2 separate regions of the Homo sapiens genome follow, and region 2 is linked to region 1. Evidence: chromatin loops called from intact Hi-C (ENCODE). Cell type or tissue: heart right ventricle. All regions are shown on one strand. Each heading gives the region's core, and the rest is flanking DNA. Links, peaks and the distances in the headings are about the cores only. Region 1 overlaps ANO10 (anoctamin 10). Region 2 overlaps ANO10 (anoctamin 10).

Region 1 (10,402 bases), core at 949-8,948:
AAGTGTAAATTATTTCAGCCATTGTGGAAAGTACAATTCCTCAAAGAGCTAAAAACAGAACTATCAACATACCAAGGGGTATATACTTTTGATATATACCCAAAGGAATATAAATCGTTCTATCATAAAGAGACATGCACATTTATGTTCACTGTAGCACTATTCACAATAGCAAAGATATGGAATCAACCTAAATGCCCATCAATGATAGACTGGATAAAGAAAATGTGGTACATATACACCATGGAATACTACACAGCCATAAAGAAGAACAAGATCTTGTCTTTTGCTGCAATATGCATAGAGCTGGAGGCTGTTATCCTTAGCAAACTAACACAGGAACAGAAAACCAAATACCACAAGTCCTCACTTATAAGTGGGAGCTAAATGATGAGAACACATGGACACATAGAAGGGAACAACAGACACTGAGGCCTACCTGAAGGTGAAGGGTGGGATGAGGGAGAGGACAGGAAAAATAATAGATACTAGGCTTAATACCTGGGTGATGAAATAATCTGTACAACAAACCTCCATGACACCAGTTTTACCTATATGAGAAACCTGCACATGTACCTCTGAACTTAAAAGTTGAAAAATAAAATAAAATTTTGTTGTTGTTGTTGTTGACAGAGTCTCACTCTGCCAGGCTGGAGTGTGGTGGCACGATCTCAGCTCACTGCAATCTCCACCTCCTGGGCTCAAGTGATTCTCCCACCTCAGTCTCCTGAGTAGCTGGGAATACAGGCGTGCACCACCACACCCGGCTAATTTTTGTATTTTTAGTAAAGACGGGGTTTCACTATGTTGCCCAGGCTGGTATTGAACTCCTGACCTCAGGTGATCCACCCGCCTCTGCCTCTGAAAGTGCTGGAATTACAGGTGTGAGCCACTGCACCCAGCCTAAGATAAAATTCTTAATAATGTTTGAAAAAGGGCATTGCATTTTCATTTTGCACCTGTGGGTTCTGCACCTGGCCAAGGGATTCCTTTGTAGCTCTGTGCTCTGCAAGTATTGAGGAATGCTCTCACCCTTGAGAATGGGAGACTTTGGTGAGAGCTTAGGCCCAGAGAAGGCAGCAAAGGCCCGAGACAGAAGCCCAGGGACCACTCAAATGTGGAGGTGGGGAGTGAAGCCAGAGAGTGGGACACCAGCAGGTGAGCCTGAGAATTCTCATAAAGGCTGTGCAGCCTGTGAGCCAGAGGTCACCCTGAGGCCAAGGGGAATTTTAAAAAAACCTAGGAGTAGGTACTGTGGGGGCCTCTCTGGAAGTGTGAGGAGAGAGGTGGTTAGAACACAGGTGGGCACTCAAGAATGGAATGGAGGGTCTTGGAAATGGGAATTCTTTCCCTCTTAGCTACACTGCTCCTGCCCCTGGCTCTGCCTGGACACCTTCCCTTCCACAGCTCTCTCTAGCTCACCCATGCTGCTCTCAACCCGAAATTCTCGTTGCCTGTCCACTGACTCATGACTTGTGTGCCACGAAAAGAGTCTCAGAGGAGGGCCGGGCATGGTGGCTCATGCCTGTAATCCTAGCACTTTGGGAGGCCGAGGCGGGCCGATCACCTTAGGTCAGGGGTTCGAGACCAGCCTGGCTAATACGGTGAAACCCTGTCTCTACTAAAAATACAAAAATTAGCTGGGTGTGGTGGCAGGCGCCTGTAATGCCAACTACTTGGGAGGCTGAGGCAGGAGAATTGCTTGAACCCAGGAGGCGAAGGTTGCAGTGAGCCAAGATTGCACCACTGCATTCCAGCCTGGGCAACAGAGCAAGACTCCATCTAAAAAAAAAAAGACTGGGCACAGTGGCTCACGCCTGTAATCCCAGCACTTTGGGAGGCGGAGGCGGGTGGATCACGAGGTCAGATCAAAACCATCCTGGCTAACATGGTGAAACCCTGTCTCTACTAAAAAATAGAAAAAATTAGCCAGGCGTGGTGGCAGGCATCTGTAGTCCCAGCTACTCAGGAGGCTGACGCAGGAGAATGGCGCGAACCCAGGAGGCGGAGCTTGCAGTGAGCTGAGATCGTGCCACTGCACTCCAGCCTGGGCGACAGAGGGAGACTCCGTCTCAAAAAAAAAAAAAAAAAAAGTGTTTGGGCAAAAGAGGCATGGTGTGTGAACCTCTTCTCAAAGGCAGACTTCAGAGGCTTAAAAGCCAGAGAATGCAGAATTGTTATTTTGATGGAACCCCACAGAAAGGGATGGGCAGGGCAGGCTGTTGTTTGCATTTCATTTGCAGGGGGCAATGAGGCTCAGAAAAGAGTCTTGGCCAGGGATGCACTGTTTACCTGATCCTGGAGCCCACTCCTCAGGCTGCCCAGCTGGGTGGGGAGAGGTGTGAGAAGATGGCACTATCTCAACTTTGCCTTTGACCTTCTGGTAACAGAGGGCTGAGGAAAGCAATATTAAGGCAATTGACTATAGGAGTCCACTTTATACCACACTCAAGCTGTTGCATAACAGCATAACACATGTATATGCATCTTGTTACCTTTCTAACACCTGAACAAGTCAAAATTCCGTGACACATCTGGTCCTAAGAGATTGTAGGCATGTAGATGAAACTAGGTGAAGCCACTTCTTACACCTCATGATGAGGAACCATTCAGATTCAGGGGCTAAGACCTGGGCTCACAACATTTCCCAAAGAATTCCAGCTCTAGGTAGCTTCCCTGGTCTGGGTGGCCATTCCCTGGGACCAGCTGTCTGAGAGGAAATTGGAACTAGGCAAGAAGTGCCTCTCAGTCCCTAAGATGCCTTCTGTCCATTAGGAATCAATGTCATCAACATGTTTGTGCAAGAATTGCAGCAAAATCCTGCATCAGTGGACGTATTTTAGGTGGAGGCCTGCCACGTCACTGGATTCAGATTATTACTGCAAATCCCAGCCTGCATTCTTCCTTCTGTTGTGGTGCAAATGCCAGCAGCTACAGAGCCATTTATAGCTGGAGAGCAGCTCCTGCAGCAAACGGCTTACAAGGGCACCATGACCAGGCAGGCCACCCCAGTATGGTGGCAGAAGGGCGGGCAAGTCCCAGAAAACAGTCGTTTGTGCCACACTATTGCCCTCCCTGTCTTTATTGACCCCACTTGCTAGGACAAACTCTGGGTGCCAGTTTGTGGCCTTGTGTTCTGGGAAGGGGAGGTAGAGGTGACGGTGAGTTGCTCTTCAGTCTCCCTTAGGATGGAGACACCTTTGGTTTCTGTTTTCTGAGCCGGACAGTTATGTAAAGGGAGGTACATATCCACGTATCCACGTCTACCCTACTGTTGCCCTTCTGGTTAATTTTTCAGAAATATACAGTGATTTTCCTTGTATTGAGCACACATTAATTTGATGATTTGGCCAGAAGCTCTTCACACCTCAGCTGGTTGCCCAGGCCTGGGCCTTGGGAGACTTGGGGGTGCGTTTTCCTTTCTCCCACAGAGGGTCAGCTGGCCTGGATTTATTGAAGCTCTGCCTCCACTTCTTGCAGTGACTGCATCTATCCACCCCCTGGGCCGTGGGACTCTCCGGTGAAAACAGGAGGTAATAATGGGTGGGTGGGAATAATACAAGGGAAGGAGCCTCATAATCCATGTGCTCTGTGCCACTGTTTTCCCCTTTCACTGAAGAAATTCACCAGCACTATAAGATCTATCGAGGAGGCCACCTTTCTTGAGCCAAATGCAATCAGCGTGATCTGTGCCACAAACTTAGGGGACAAACTTCATCAGACCTCTCTTGTCTATCATGTGAGGCCCCCACATACCAATCAGCAGGAAGTCAAGGGTCTCCTCCCTGCTGAGTGGAGATTGCTGCCAACTCTGAATTGCCCAAGAATCTCCAAGGCTTACAGAGGATGGTGGGAGATGTCAGTCATCTAACGCCAGGTGGGGAAGAAACTGGTCTCTTGGGTCCCATACCTTGTTGCTCCTTTCTGTCCTGGATCCTGTTCAGGCCCAGGATGCTTGTGGCTCTAGATCCCTGGCAGCCCCATAGAAGCACCCCAGACCTGCCCCCATGGTGGCAAGTTGGCAGGGAAGGAGGCTGGCTCTGCAGGGGCCTTTAGCATCAGCTGCTCTTGGGCAGAAACCAGCAAGGCTCTTTAACCTGCTGTGGTTCTCGGATTTCAGCGTGCAACAGCATCCAATGCAAGCATTGTTAAAGATACAGATTCCTGGGCCAAACCATCACCATGTGGCTTCTCAGGCCTGGGTGGTGGCACTGGGCATCTGCATGGAACAAGGTCTAGGCGATGCTCTCCCAAGGTCTGTGGCCACACTCAGAGGAACGTGAGGCCCTGTTGCTGAGCCTGGCTCCAGCCACAAGGCCTTGATTTCAGGCTCCCTGCCCACCCTGGTGCAGGCCTTGACTGGGGCCCTGGGCTAGCGAACAAGACCTCCTAACTTTGACTCCTGGAGAGTTAGGAAGCGGCTCCCCACACCCTTCCACGGTGCCTACCTGACTGGTTCCCTTCCCAGGACCAGGAAAAGCATCTTCCTTCTCAAGTGGCTGTGGCCCATCTTGTGGTCGGGACAGAAGGGTGTTCCCAAGCCTGAGGACACAGCTCCCCTGGCTGTGTCCTGTTGGGCTTCCAGAGGTGCTGGAGGCTCCAGGTTCTGTCAGGTCCCTTGGATGGGGCGTAGAGGGCATGCAGGGAGGCCTGGAGCCTGGCAACCCTGTAGACTCAGCTACTGGCAAGAAGTTCACCAAGGCCCACACTGTCTGGCTGTTTATCAAGGCACTGGCCAGGCACTGTCCTTGCAGGGTCATGGGGTTCTTAAAACTTAGTAAGGACCAGTCTGGACCCTTCGGTCCTCAGTGTGTGGCCTTCGGCCTTCCTTCTTCCTGTTGCTACTTTTGTGCTGGAAGAAGGGCAGGAGCCACAGGGTTTGAGGCTGGGAACACGGGTCTCAGGTGCCGGGCAGAGCCTGTGTGGAAGCGGGGCTTGGCACAGATGGCAAAGGACAGATGTGGGTGGACATGGGCTGTGGAGAAATCACTTGAACCCTGCAAGCCTCAGGGTTCCTTTATTAAATGGGGACAACGTGAGGCAACAGTGACCCAGAGGGCTCTTGGCCATCCAGCTTTGCTGCAGGGCTGGTTGGCCATGAGCATTCGCTTCTTATTTGCTAGTGAAGCTGCTAAAATAAAGATTTGTTCTCAAGTCTGAGCTTTTGAGCTGCTGATGGGGAGTTTGGCAGTGTGGCCACCATGAGGGGGAAGGGTCCACTGCCTGATCCCCCTGCCCGGAGGCTGCAGCCCTGGGATGCTCTGGGGTTTCTGTTGGCCTCTGTGTGGGGCTTTAGTGCACTGGAGAGTGAGAGGAGCCGCCTGTGTGGAGTGGGACAGCCCTCCCCCATGGGGAGGGCACCTAGGAAATGTCACCAGCACAGGGCTCAACACGGTCTGCGCTGGTTGTGTGAAAGAGAAGAGTTGGGCTGTGAAGTGAATTGGGCCTGCGGCCAAACCCCCACTGGGGTCAAGTCCCAGTGACAATCTGTGGGACTTGGAGACAGCCTGTATCTCATGGCTTGAGGGAGGCAGGTTAGGGATGCATGCGACAGTCACGACCTCCCTGGCCACTTTTGAGGTGAGGCAGGAGCGCTCGGGCAGGGCTGTCTGCGCAGATACCGCAGGAGCCGCGGGGCACCTAGAGCCCGTCTGAGCAACTTGCAGGGGCGGGGGGCTCCCTGGGAACCCTTCTCCGAGGTCGCAGGTGGAACGGGCTTGCGCGTGAGAACGGGGCCTGGGCTTAACTCACTGGGGCCTCCCCCGGGTGGCCGAGGTTCTTTTCCCACGCCCTGCCCGACAGCTGCTCTCCAGCTGTCCTCCTTGGAAGCTGTCCAGTGCCGGGAGAGCTCTGGGCCTGGGATCCAAATACCTGGGTTCAGTCTCCTGTGGTTCCCTGGCGTGGGCCTCCCTCCTCTAAGCCATGAGGAGTTTGGACCCGGGTTCCGAAGCCTTTCCTACCTGCCCCTGTCCGTCCCTCAGGGGCCGCTGCAGTCTCAGCCTCCTGACTCTTGGCTGCTCTGTCTCTGGGCACTTTTCTTGGCCGGGCGCGGGGCTGGTACCTCCCAGCTCTTGGAAGCCATGGAGGAAGGCGGGCTGGAACCGTCGGGCGGGGGGCGGGGGGCGGGGGGAGTTCACCCTCTGGAGTCCTCAGGGGTGTCGGGGGAACTGGGTGGTCAAAGTGGGGAGGTTCTCTTGGGTAGGGTCACCAGGGGCCCCTAAGGCAGCACCGCCAGGGAGGGTGGGCCCGCAAGAGGCTCGTGGGGGGCGTGGTGGGGTTGGATCTGAGGCTGAGGTGAGGCCAGCAACGAGAGAACAGTGGGCGAGCCAGTGGCCAGAAGGGCTGGGGGATGAAGTGAGGTGCAGGGAAGGGGGTCCCCCAGGGTTCCAGGCGGGGACCGTGACCGCAGGGAATGGCTGTGTGAGGCCAGGGTGTGGGTGGGACGGCATCGGCCTAGATGTCTTCCTCAGTCCAACTTAGATGCGAGGGAGCTATAGAATGTGAAGCAGCAGACACGCTGTTCCTCTACCCCTACTCTTCCAACTATGCCATTGAGTCCTGAGCACCTGCGGCGTGCCAGATGGCACCCACGACAGGCCGGGGGATACAGAAGAGGAACTCGCCACAGCTCCAGCCAGCTAGAGCCTAGCAAACCGCGGCAACCTCCCCGTCCTGCCAATATCCCTTTTGACACAACCCAATTGGTTCCACATCCACCCTCCCCCGTGGCCTTGTGCCTGAGGTCTGGCCCCATTGGAGGGTCCCGTTCTCCCCTGTGCAGTGACTGGCTAAGGCTTAGTTAAGTGGTGTAGTTGTGCCCAATCAGACGCTGAGGAAGGGCAGATGGGCGGCTTCTGGGAAGGGCACAGTCACAGTGCTGGGAGGAGGCTACCTGGCTCTGCGGCACTGCAGGTGGCAAGTGATTTGGTGGCTTCACGTTCCGGGAATCCAGGACCCACTGGTTCACAACCAATTGCATTCATGCGACTGACTCCCAAAGCCGGGCTCTGGGGGATAGGGGGACACTAAGAGCTGGTGCCAAGAGCGCCATTTCAACCCTCTCCTTTCCCAGCAAACAGGCGCCCAGGCTGAAATGGAGTAAAGATCCTGGGTCTCAAGACTCAGGCCTATATTGGTGGCTGCCATTCACTGACATTTCCAAACATGAGCCTGTTCTAGAAACTGTCTGTCAAACACTGAACAACCGCCGAATAACAAGGCCCTGGAGTGGCTCATCCCATGTAAGGGCAGGGACAAAGCTCACTGACATGTGTCCACTCTGTAAAACAGAATGGGCTCACGGGACCAACACAAACACCCATGAAGGGGCAGACAGGGAGAGTCGGGACCTCCAAAGACAAGTGGTGCTTGAATTGGCTTGAGGAGGCTGCCCCATCTCTGAGGTGGAGGAGGGATCAAGATGCCCGACTCCTGAGGTGAGGGAAACAGGCCTCTGCCAACCAGGAAGCATGGCGGCCCTCCCCGCTCTTCACCTTCTCACCTTCTCCGGGTGGGCCAGGGCATCTGCTGCTGTCCGAGTGGAGGTGCCCACGGGTCTGTAGTGTCTTGGCTACAGCAGGACGGCCAGCGCTGGTGGGAAGGGCTGTATACGTGGGCAGCACTGGCCTACATGGCATTCTTGTGCCTGTGAATGCAGGGCAGTCCATGGACACAGCTAGGGAGGTGGGCAGCACCACTGGGCAAGGAGGGCCCTTTTCTCTGCAAGCCCAAGCCCAGGCCAGGGCACCAGGAGTGGCTGCTGGCCCTTGGCTTGGCACCATGGGTACACCCTGCATGTGAAAGCAGCCCTAGTGTCCCTGTAGGTGGGCACCACCAGCAGCAGTTCTCAAAAATGGCCCAGCCTTCAGCTACAAGCTTTGGTGCCTGGCCTCCAGCCAAGCCCCTCACCCTGGGCTCCTGATCTCACCGCTCCACCTTCAGTGACCTCACCAAGTGCTTCAGAAAAGGGAAGCCCATTGCGGTACCTATGTAGGCAGAAGGAGTCAGAGAGGTTGCCTTTAATAGCTCAGTTACTATTGTTTATGTTGATAAAGGGTCTGTTAATGTATTGCAAAAGAGAACCAGGAAAGAGGTCCAGTGTGGGAAGCACTGCCTTACTGTACCCCGCTCACTCTCAACTGAGGCTCCTGTGATGAGCACAGTGGGCACACACCCCATCCCCAACCTGTCCACGGGTCCCTGGGCCATGGTGGGGTTGGGAGTGACACTGCTATGAGGGGAACGTGGAGAGCTGGTGGCTCACTCATGGTGAGAGGCTCAAGGGCGGCAGTGGCTCTGCAGCAAAGTTGGCAGCTGGAGCAGCGTGTGGGGCCCGGGAAGGAACTGGGAAGGAGCAGACAGGGTGGGGCTGGGGGAACTGCCAAGGATCCCGAGCCAAGCCACTGCGAAACTGAGAAGGGTGCTTGCCACATGGGAGCCACTTCGTTTGGCTAAGCATTGGGTCTGGGTTCAGGAGCCACGATGCTGCCCCGGGTACCCCCCCTGCCACCGTGGCAGGTGTGGCACAGACACAGGCCTCTGCCAACAGGGCAGCTGGGCACGCTGGGCACTCAGGTTGCCTTCTCCTTCCCGCTTTCCATTGGTTCCTCCTTCAGGTTCTCGGTCACGAGCTTCATTTGCTGTTAAGAGAAAACAGGACACCAGGTGAGCCACAGAAGCCTAAGTAGTGGCCGAGGCCTCTGCTCTCTGTGGAAGCCTGGCCAGCGGCTTTGACCCCAGGGAAGTGGTGACTCTGATGCTGCCTGCAGCTTCCTGCAAGTCCCTGGGTCTGACTCTGAGGAGATGGGAGACAGTTGGTGTGGTGGAAATGCAATGTCGCACTGTGTGAGCCCAGACCAGCAGGGATTTTAAGGACACTGAAATGAGAAGCAGCTGGCGTCTCCTCCTCCCTGGATGGCCAGGATGAGGGGAATAGGCGGACAGGGCCTGAGAGAGGACGGGGCACAGGCTTGGGACCAAGTGCTTGCTTTGCCCCTGTGCTTTGAGCGACCCTGGCAGTTTGACCTCACTGAGCCGGAGTTTCCAAATCTGCAGTGAGAGCAATAGTGCCTATTTTGCAGGGTGGCTGCAAGTATTGTTGTCCATGAAGTCCCTGGCACAGAACAGATGCCCCAAATCATCAGATGTTTCTCACCAGCCTTTTGTCCCTAGTACAGCCACAGGACTTACACTCACCCCTCCGCCCCCATCCTCACTGGGAACAACCCATGAAGTCTCTGTGAGGGTGACGTCAAGATAGAGGTGCCCTCCTCGAGGGCAGGATGGGAGACTTCCAGGGAGGTGTCAGAAGGGAGAGCCTGTTCCCACAAGTCAGGCAGCGGCGTAGGGGACAGTTCTGCTGCTCCTACCTTCCCCTACCCCAGCCCTGAAGCTCCCAGTCACTTCGGTTTTATGGCTAGAAAACACCACTACAGCTCTGCCCTATTCGTTGAATAAATGAATAACTATAATACTGTGGAAGTTGGCTTCAAACAGATTTTTGATAACAGTGATTCACCTATGGAAAAACAAAACTCTGAGCGCAAACATGGCTGGTACCCCCAGTACCTGGCTACTCATCTTGAGAGCCCCAAGTGCCACCCAGGGCTGGAAGCAATACCATGCTCCCTGTGGCTTTCAGTGGGAGAAGCCCCTTTCACAGACTGTCAATCAAAAGTCCTTGTCTGCTGCTTTAATTTACCCTCCTAAGGATCCTTTAGATCTGCAGCACCTCAGGAAGGTGCTCTCAACTCCTGACCATTCTCATGTTTTCTGAGCCTGGCCTGTCTCCCACAGGGCGGCTCATGATGGCTCCTGGAAGCTGAGCCCTCTGCATTTGGCTTGGGGAGGGGACTGGCTGGCCCTTTCTTATCCAGGTCTAAGCAGGGCTTAGGAGATGGCTTTTGATGAGAAAGGGGGCTACGGAGAGTCAAGGTGACCAGTTTACCTGCGGTGGGGGTAAGAGGGTTCTTTCTGCAGGGGCCACAGCATTTCAGTAGGCCTGGAGTAGGGGGTAGACACACAAGTTAACACTGGCCCAGGGACATGCCCTGTCCAAATGACCCACCACTGCAAGATTTCTATAACCTTCATCCTGCCAGGGGGATAGAGATGGTTTAATAGTTCACAAACCTAGAAAGGCTGAACTGCTAGGCACTGTAAAAGTCTCCCCAGAGTTTTTTGCATCTGCTACCTCTTCCATTACTAACATTTCAGGTCTTCCCACAAGCCCATGCTGTTAACTACAGATATAAAATATCACCATAAATAAAAACTGTAATATTTCAGCCCAGGTTCACTGCAGACTCTTCTAGCTGTTATCATTTAATACTTGTAAGACTTTTAAAATGTCTTTTTTTTTTTTTTTCAAGAGCCAGGGTCTCACTTTGTTGCCCAGGCTGGA
Region 2 (10,402 bases), core at 1,209-9,208, 59 kb after region 1:
GAGCCCTACTTAAATCAGACACTGCCTCCTCAAGCCGGACTACAAAGTCCGGCGCATCCACTACCGGTTGCTCTTTTCCTCTCGGAAGTCCCCTCTCTTACTAGAGAGAGAGCTGTTTTCCTTTCTTTTTTTCTCTTTATTCTGCCCATTAAACTTCCACTCCTAAACTCCTCGCGTGTGTTCGTGTCCTAAATTTTCTTGGTGCAAGACGACGAACCCCAGGTATTTACCCCACACAATGTAGCTGCTTCAATAGTGCTTTTATTTAAAGTCAAACATAAACTGCTATATTGCGACCTGACAGGTCTATTCTTATAGGCTGTGCGAGGATTAATAAAGATAGTGGACTGCTAGTGCTCTATCAATGGCAAAATTAAATAAATGTTAAATATTATATTTCAGGTCACATGGAGGTTCAATTCCATACATGTCTCACCAAGGCTCCCTCCCTCAGCTCTAAGCTTATAGTCTATGGTCTAAAGAGCCTCAAGGATGGTTCGATAACAGCAATGATATCAAAGTCCAAAGAATTGTCTTGGATGTTAAACTGGAGGTACTAAGGTGGTAAAGAATTGTAAGGAAGGCCGGGCGCAGTGGCTCACGCCTGTAATCCCAGCACTTTGGGAGGCTGAGGCAGGCGGATCACAAGGTCAGGAGTTAAAGACTGGCCTGAGCAACATGGTGAAACTCCATCTCTACTAAAAATAAAAAAATTAGATGGGGGTGGTGGCAGGTGCCTGTAATCCCAGCTACTCAGGAGGCTGAGGCAGGGGAATCGTCTGAAACTGGGAGGCAGAAGTTGCAGTGAGCCAAGACAGTGCCATTGCACTCCAGCCTGGGTGACAGGGCGAGACTGTCTCAAAACAAAAACCAAACCAAAACAAACAAACAAAGAATTGGAAGGAAAACTTAGCCAAAGGGCTAGATCTTTATTGGTTGTTACTTATGCAGGGAGAGGTAGCTAAGAGAACATGGGACTTTAGGGCCAGAGACCTGGGTGTACAGCATGGGCTTTTTCAAAGTGCTGAGGGTCTGATTTTAGACAAATCACATATCCTTCTTAGTGACCAATTTCCTTTTCTTTTTCCATTTTATTATACAAAAGTAGAGAGAATAATGAACCCCAACTTACTCATCACCTGGCTTCAACAATGATTAACTCATAGCCAAACAGTTCATCTGTCACCCAGCCTCCCTTCCTGGATTGTTGATGCATTGGTTATCTATTACTGCGTAACAAATTATCCCAAAACTTAGTGGCTTAGAACAAGCATTTATTATCTCACACTTCCTGTGCGTCAGGAATTTGGAAGCAGCTGGGTGGCTCTGGCTCAGAGTCTCTCACAAAGCTATAGTCAGGATGTAGGCAGGAACTGCAGTCATTCAAAGGCTTAGAGCTAAGGCTAAAGAAGGGAATGGCAATAGGTCCCTAAGCCAAAACTGGCCTACAGCCTGTTCGGTAAACAAAGTTTACTGGAACATAGCCACGCTCTTTCATTTACGTATGTCTAAGACTGCTTTTGCATTACAGCAGCAGAACTATTAGCTGTGATAGAGACTGGATGGCCCACGTGCCTAAAGTATTTATTATCTGGCCCTTTACAGAAAAAGTTTGCCAACTCCTAGCCCAGAGAATCTGTTTCCAAGATCACTTGCTCCCATGGTTGTTGGCAATAAGCCATGTTCCTAGTCCTGTAGGCTTCTACACTGGCTGGCTGAGTGTCCTCACAACATGGCAGCTAGCTTCGCAAGAGGAAGAGTGATTCAAGAGGGAGAAGGCAGAAGCCATCATGTTGTTTAATGACCTGGCCTCAGAAGAAACATAACGTCATTTCTACAGTATTCTACTGATCACACAGAAAAATCAAGATACAAAGTGGGAGAGGACTCCACAAGGGCATAAATACTAGGCAGCAGGGATCACTGTAGAACATCGTAGAAGCTGACAACAACAGCTGGAGATCCATTCCTTAATCTGTAAAGTCAGAATTCCTAAAAAGATCATTTCTATAGAATTTTTCAACTCTAACATTGGACAATTATATGATGCAGAGAACTTCTGATATATTTTTGTGTTTCAATCATAGATGTATTCAATTAGTATTTGTTGCATTTTTTTTTTTTTTTGAGATGGAGTCTTGCTCTGTTGCCCAGGCTGGAGTGTGATCTTGGCTCAATGCAACCTCCGCCTCCCGGGTTCAAGCAATTCTCCTGCCTCAGCCTCCTCAGTAGCTGGGACTACAGCTGTGCACCACCATGGCTGGCTAATTCTTTGTATTTTTGTAGAGATGGGGTTTCACCATGTTGGCCAGGCTGGTCTTGAACTCCTGACCTCAAACAATCCACCCACCTCGGCCTCCCAAAGTGCTGGGATGACAGGCGTGAGCTACTGCACCCAGCTGTTGCTGAATTTTAATATCTGTATTTTCATTTTGAGTTACATATGGGTTCACTATATTACTATTTATGTTCTCATAAGCATTATTTCTTTATGAAGTGATTATTTTCCTTTAGGTAGTATTTAAAAGAGTTCTTAAATCCAAACATTTCTTGTTTTCTACATTCTATTCTTAAGAGAAAGAAACAAATGAGCAAACATGTTGTTCTTAGGGCTTTACTTTAAAAGTCTAAATTTCCTAGCCTATCAATCACTAATATATTTCAGCCCAGTTTCTCTATGTTTATTACATAATATAATATTCAGTCATATTCTTGAGATCCTATAGCATTGGAAATCAAGTAAAAAATATGCTGGGCACAGTGGCTCACGCCAGTAATCCCAACACTTTGAGAGGCTGAGGAGGGTGGATTGCTTGAGCCCAGGAGTTTGAGACCAGCCTGGGCAACATGATGAAACCCTGTCTCTACAAAAAATACAAAAATTAGCCCTTCATGGTGGCGCACACCTGTAGTCCCAGATACTCAGGAGGCTGAGGTGTGAGGATAGCTTGAGCCCAGGAGGTGCAGGTTGCAGGTTGCAGTGAGCTGTGAACATGCTACTGTACTCCAGCCTGGGCAACAGAGCCAGACCCTGTCTCAAAAAAGAAAAAGAAAAACAAAAACAAAAAGCAAAAGCAAAGGAAAAAGACAAAGAAAAAGAAAAGGAAAAAGAAAGGAAAGGAAAGGAATACTGTTTGTTACAGTAAACAAAAAATTTCCTATTTTAGCAGTTTACTAGTAATTAAAAACAAAGTTTTTTTTTAAGTGTGGTTTCCTACACTTTTGGTGTAGGAAAGTATATTAAATATTTAATAATGGTTTCCTGAATCTAATACCCAACTATAACACACACAGGATAATTTCAAAGTCAAAGGATTAGCACTTAATAGTTGAAAAAAGGCACAAAGGGATGGGGCTTTGACCTTAATGATGTTCACTTAATTAATGACTATTTCATTCAACGATTATAAATCTACATTTCTGGAGTAATCCTGCTTCCAAAAAGCTTCTTGTCTGGTAGTCATAGACCAGTATCTTTAAATTCGATGATGCCAACAGTATAATCTTTTAAAAAGAATTGGCCAGGGGCCAAGCACGGTGGCTCACACCTGTAATCCCAGCACTTTGGGAGGCCAAAATGGATGCATCACTTGAGGTCAAGAGTTTGAGACCAGCCTGGCCAACATGGCGAAACCCTGTCTCTACTAAAAATACAAAAATTAGCTGGGCATGGAGGCACACACCTGTAGTCCCAGCTACTCGGGAGGCTGAGGTGGGAGAATTGCTTGAACCCAGGAGGTGGAAGTTGCAGGGAACCCAGATTGCGCCACCACACTCCAGGGTAGATGACAGAGCAAGACTGTCTCAAGAAAAGAACTGGCCAGGGCTGGGAGCGGTGGCTCACACTTGTAATCCCAGCACTTTGGAAGGCCAATGTGGGTGAATTGCTTGAGCTCAGAAGATCTAGACCAGCCTGGGGAACATGGTGAAACTTTGTTTCTACAAAAAATAAAAATAATAATTAGCTGGGCATGGTGGTGCACACCTATAGTCCTAGCTACTTGGGGGACTGAGGCAGGAAGATCATTTGAGCCTGGGAGGTCGAGGCTGCAGTGAGCATGCATTCCACTGCATTCCAGCCTGGGTGACAAAGTGACATCCTGTCTCAAAAAATAAAGAAAAGAAAAGAACTGGGCATGGTGGCTCATACCTGTAATCCCAGCACTTTAGGAGGCCCAGGTGGGCAGATCACTTGAGCCCAGGAGTTCGAAACCAGCCTGGGCAACATGGCAAGACCCTGTCTCTACTATAAATATACAGAAAAATACAAAATATTAGAGAGGTGTGGTGGCTAACACTGGTAGTTCCAGCTACTTGGTAGGCTGAGGAAGCAGGATTGTTTGAGCCTGGAAGGTCAAGGCTGTAGTGAGCTGTGATCGTGCCACTGCACTCCAGCCTGAGTGACGGAGTAAGACCATGTCTCCAAAAAAAAAAGTTTTTTTATTGTGGTAAAATACGTGTAACATAAAATCTCTACCTCCCTCTTCATAACTTTTTCATCTAACAGTATAATCTTTTAATTTCCTAAAATATTTAATAAAAAGTAAATAAATGGATACATAAGCCAATCCTAGGCATTTACCTGCAAAAGAAGAGCTGCTCTCCCATATGTTGACCATCATGGCAATGCAATTATTAATCTAATACAGAATATGAGATTGGAACTCTAACTTTAAAAAAGAATACATCTTTTTTGTTGTTGTTGCTATTGTTGTTTTTTGAGATGGAGTCTCGCTCTGTCGCCCAGGCTGGAGTGCAGTGGTGAGATCTCAGCTCATTGCAACCTCTGCCTCACGGGTTCAAGCGACTCTCCTGCCTCAGCCTCCTGAGTAGCTGGGATTACAGGTGCGTGCCACCATGCCCGGCTAATTTTTGTATTTTCAGTAGAGACGGGGTTTCACCATGTTGGTCAGGCTGGTCTCAAACTCCTGACCTTGTGGTCCGCCTGCCTCAGCCTCCCAAAGTGCTGGGATTACAGGTGTTAGCCACCGCGCCCACCCTTTTTTGTTGTTTTTAAATATAGTTTTAAGCATTCTGATATCTCTAGAATTTATTATGAGGCAAGTTTTTTCTTTACCAATGCAAATACATTTGAATGACATCTGTGAAAATGGTCCCAAGCACACAGCCATCACTTCTACAGCATAGTGGCCCCAAGGCCTTTCTCTGTGGAATGGACCTGTGCCTCCAGGCCCCCTCTTACCACATTGCTTCCAATCTATCAATGGGGTGACTTGAAAAATGGTAAATTTTATTCCATTTCACAGCCTATTCAGTAGTTTTCATAAGAAAAAATAAATCTGCCTATGATTTGGCCATGTTTCTCACATCTACGGGGAATATTAAGATATATAAATTTTACAGTTTGCTTAGCAAACCAATGAGATAAGTAGTCACTTACATACATTGTTTACTGAGGAAGACAACGATCAGAAGAGCTGTAGTTTTATTTTACTGTCTGGATGCCTCTGTGCACTTTAAAGAAATTTTTCTCTAGTGAAAACATAAAATACAGGAGGAAAAAGTCTACCCATCAGTGATAAAAGGAGGATTGCTCCAGAGCCTGAATTAGTTTTCTAGCTAACAAGTACAAGTGCAAAGTACAAACTATTTTAGAATTCTTTCTTGCGTGATTTGGGGTTATTTTACAATCTTGGGGAGCTACTCTTGTTACTGATGTCAATCACAGTCAGATTTTTTTTGGAAAAAAAAAAAAAAGGATTTGAGCTTTATCAAGGCAAGGTATGTGGTCCTTCTAAAGTGTCCACATACAATTCTTCAGAATGCATTCTCTTCCCCAGTGATCCCAGAAAGGCACATGACCTGTTTCCATTTCTGCCAGAGTATCTATTTTAAGACTCTTTTTTTTGTCCAAGGACATCATTTGTCCTTATTTATTTAATATATTGGCTTGTGAATTACATGTGAGTCAACAAACTCAGTTTGATTAAGTGGATATTTATTCAGAGTCTATTGGGCGCCAGGCCCTATGCTGGGTGAGGGGACTCAGCAGTGAGTGAGTCATCACCTGGCCCTCGGGGACCTCGCAGCTCACAAGGGAGACTGAAACAGAACAAACTATAGTGGGGCAAATGAACAGAAATGGGCACCAGGCTCCTGTTACACAATGGGAAGAAGGCTTTCTCCAGGAGGTGGGGTCTGTGAAGCTGACTGCAGAGGGCAGGTATACTGGTGGTCAGAGTTACAAAGTAGGAGTGCTTGGGAATCTTGCTAGACCCAAAAGGTGCAAAGGAGCCAGTATTTATTTGTGCATTAATCATCTTTAAAGGAGGTTATCATTTTATCAATTGGAGAGAAATTTACTGTGCAAAAAATTACCTGCAAATGGCTAACAGACCCTACCGTGGAGAGCTGTTCTGAAGAGACACTGGCACATGCAAAAGGTTTAGAACAGTGCCTGGCTCATGTTCTCACACACTACATGTCAGCTGTTACTACCTCATTGTTATTACAGCCCAGCTGTGTTAGGTCATGAAAATAGGTGGGATTGCCACAAAGGTAGAATTCTGACTCTCCAGGCAAATCTGATGTTACGGTACCATTTTATCCTAGAATTCCTTGCTGGGTTCACCCAGCGAATGCATGAGTTGGTCCTCCTCCTCCCTCATCATCCTCATTCCCCCAACACACTGCTCCATAATGGGTCTTACTCACATTGCCTCATTCCAGCCTCATTCTGACTTTGCCCCATTTGAGTGTTGGGGGGACTCTAATACAGGAAGGTCAAGTCACTTCTCTGCAGCTACACAGGGCTGAAACCTCCTTTGCAAAAATCGTTGCAGTGAGAAAGTTATGACACTGAAAGGGATCTGATCTAACCAACTCCATCTTGCTTCCAACCTCTAAGCTAGCTGCCCTTGCTCATTCCTAGGCAAAGGCCGAACTAACTTTGGAAGAAACTTAGTTTATAGTTTAACTTTGAAACAAAGATGATTAACAGTCCTTTCCTGAAACAAACTCCTTTCTTGCCTGGGAGCCAGACCACCTTTATAAAACTAACAAATTAGCCACAAGACTTGCAACTTCCCCAGTTACTCCTGCAGATAACATGTAGAATCTAAGATCGGTCTTTTAAAATCTCTTTTCCAGTTTTTGCATTTCTGAGGACTGATGGCTCCACCAGATTCACCAACCAGTCCTGTGGCCCTCACCCAGGAACTGACTCAGCTGAAGAAGACAGCTTTGACTCACTGTGATTTCACCTCTGATCCAATTAGTCGGTACTCCCCATTCCCTGGCCCCCTACCCACCAAACTATCCTTGAAAAACTCTAGTCTGAATTTTTGGGGAGACTGATTTGAGTAATAATAAAACTGCTCTCATGTTCAACCTGCTCTGCATGAATTAAACTAGTTCTCTAGTGCAATTCTCCTGTCTTGATAAATTGGCTCTATCTGGGCAGCGGGCGAAATGAACCCTTTGGGTGGTGACAGGGCTGGAAGACAAACCTTCCAGTGAAAGAAGAAAGGGAGAGGCAGGCTCAGACAGGCCACCCAAATGATAGATATACCATAAACTTTGGTACTTTTTACTGGGCCTAGACCTGACTTGGGGCCCCAGGAAGTAGACCACCCCTTCCTAAGGACTGTGGCTATTGGCTTTGTTAGAGGCTAATTCTGTATTTGGATTTAACATTTCATTCTGAACTAGATGTTAGCAGATTAATATGTGATTACCTATTCAATAGTCAAATACTTTAGCACCTTAATTCTAGGCTGTAAAATTTTACAGTTTCCATTAAAAATGCTTATGTATTTACTGTAACTTTTTTTTTTTTTTTTTTTTTAAATAGAGATGAGGTCTTGCCATGTTGCCCAGGCTGGTCTCAAGCTATCTGTCTGCCTTGGTCTCCTAAAGTGCTAGGATTACAGACATGAGCCACTGTGCCCAGCCTCTATTTACCTTAACTTGAGAGCACAAATGGAGCGGGGGGAAGAAGTTCAGAAGTTCTTACGAAATGTTGAAAAAAACCTATTAAATTAGGTTAATATTTAACCTAATTTAACACTGAATACTTAAATATAAACCAAAAATAAAATCCTAAGCTGCTCAACTAACAGAACGGACCCCCTCCCCTGGGCCAAAGGGACCTCAGAGAATCCTGGAAAGCTGAATTCTCAGCCATGACAGGGAGGTTGGCAGGCCTCATTATACATTCTCCCTTTTGGAGTTTAGGTACAAATGACTACCACCAGCATTAACATTAAAATAGAGATCATTAGACTGTCAAAACAGACCCTTTGTGGCAGTAAGATAACAAATTGCAACCTGGCTGCAGTACAGCATCACATGACAGATAGCAGACCCCAAAGGAAATCAAATATTTTACCCCACAATATATTTCTTTGACGTATTTTGAAATGGTTCCACAATACTATCTCTTGTGGGGGAAATCTGCGTCTGTAGAGAATATCCATTAATACAGCCAGTCCTTTCCTGGATCTAGGAGAGATGAACCAAGAGTCTGATACCTCTTAAGGTCTGAAGAAACATTTACCATGTATCCCCTCTGAAGGGTGCTACCATCTACCCAACAAGAACCTTGGCTTCCACAAACCCCTTTATCTTAACTCAGGCATTTCCTTCTACTGCCTCCAGGTCTTTAGACAAAGCTTGACTCTTTCAACCAATTGCCAATTTGAATCCACCTATGACCTGTAAGCCCATCCCTCCCCCGCCTCCACACCTTTCACATCGCATCAATGTATACCTCACATGTATTTATTTATGTCTTTCTCTGTAACTTCTGTCTCCCTAAAATGCATAATGAAACCAAACTGTAACGTGACTGCCTTGGGCACTTTCTCAGGACCTCGAGACTGTTCCCTGGGACTATGGTCACTCATATTGGCTTAGAATAAACCTCTTTAAATATCTTACAGAGTTTGGTTTTTCCATTAACATAAATTAATTTAAATACACTTAACTCTAAAAAACAAAGACATTATTTGATAAGGCCTGGCCCAGTTGGCCTGTCTAGTTAAGGGTCCTACACCTAATTTGAGGCCCCTGAGAGCTATAATTAGTAGTGTCTCCTTAAAGTCCTTCTCTTGTTCATTTAACTGATTCCTGAGGCTGTTTTCTTTCTCAAAGGCTCTAGGCAGCCAGCCCTGCTCCCTGGCTTCTGTGTGTTCTGGGCTCCCAGGAGGGCTGACTGCCCAGAAGCAGGTTAAGTGGATGTTGTCCTTGTGCTCCAGGCCACGGAGTTATCAAATGGTTCCTGCATTAGAATCCTTTCTATTTTTAATTGGATCTTAAAATGACTGAGAGATGAATAAATCAATTTGAAGAGAAATAAAAGGGCATCACTAGGATGATATTTACTGTCTACAATTCTTTGTAAAGGTTTCAGCCAAATAAAGCCTAATCATTTGAAAATGCCCTATGCAAAGTAAACTATTTTATTTTCCTCAGTTTGCCTCCCACCTTCAAGTATGTCTAATTTGCCTATATATTTAGAAACACACATAGCTTCCTATTTGTACCAAAAAAGATCTGTTTTCAGTACATTTCCTTCCCACATTCATTTCAGCAATCCACCACCACTCCTCCTGTCACAAGCTGAGAAGAATAACTGAATCCACAGAGCATGTCTCCAAATGGGATCCAAGGACCCTGAATTAGAATCACTTGATGTGCTGGTTTAAAAAGGAGATTTCTTGGGCCTTCCCATAGACTGGGGAATCCAGTCTTTCATTTTATGAAAAAAAAATATATAAAAATAAAAAACTGAGGTGCGAAGAGGCCACCTGACTTGTCCACAGGTGGCACAAGGTGGCCTCAAACTTGCTTGTTCTTGGCACTCACCTGGCCATGCTTGGGAATCTATTTTTGCTGGGGGGTGGGGATTGATAAAAGTGGGGTGGAGACACAGGAGCATTTTAAAAAAAATGTAAGTCCCTGGGCGCCACCTTCGATTTAGGGAAGAAGAATCTTCAGGGCATAGGGTCTAAGTACATGTGTTTTTCACAAGGGTTTACATGTAAAATGCACAACCCTATTTAAGGACTGTCAAATTTCTCAATCATATTTTGCCCATAAAATGAGACTTGAGTTGAAAAGTAGCAATTAAGGTATAAATTAAACATAATAACTATCCATAAGTAATAATTTCTACTGATAAGCTTACTATCAATATCTGGTCACTTAATAGTGAGACTTCACCCAAATATGTTTTCAATAACTCAATTTCTGATCTGGTCCCACAAACTGACCAGGTTACCTGACAGAAGCTCTCTCTGCTTTTGTTACGTGGGAGGAGCCCAGTGAGTTGAGGCTACTCATAGTTACAAAGCAGATAGTTAAATGTCAGATTAAAGAAAAATGAGAAATCTATTCTCCATCCTAGAAATGGCACTAGTTCAGCAAGTGAACTGAAGTC

The links. Hi-C counts contacts between places; a loop is a spot of excess contacts. Peaks named below come from ENCODE experiments on the same cell type or tissue, not always from the same donor. Only the 100,000 strongest peaks of a DNase experiment are listed, where the experiment ranks them.
Region 2: a loop joins it to region 1, with 6 times the contacts of the local background. A loop is called at or near these places in 1 of 110 quality-filtered maps.

The regions. Positions count from the first base shown.
Region 1 is chr3:43,358,336-43,368,737 of GRCh38, forward strand. It overlaps ANO10 (anoctamin 10), which reads right to left. Exons shown (of 13, transcript NM_018075.5): 13 at 7,513-8,639. The coding sequence ends at 8,571. Among named protein-coding and RNA genes, the nearest start is that of SNRK-AS1, 12 kb to the left of the region's middle. In heart right ventricle, for the core only: no CTCF peak of the experiment used is centred there; DNase peaks (open chromatin) are centred at 5,454 and 5,816; H3K27ac peaks cover 6,324 bases.
Region 2 is chr3:43,417,415-43,427,816 of GRCh38, forward strand. All of the region lies in intron 12 of ANO10 (anoctamin 10), which reads right to left. Among named protein-coding and RNA genes, the nearest start is that of SNRK-AS1, 71 kb to the left of the region's middle. In heart right ventricle, for the core only: a CTCF peak has its summit at 9,137; DNase peaks (open chromatin) are centred at 1,328, 6,039 and 9,157; H3K27ac peaks cover 5,811 bases.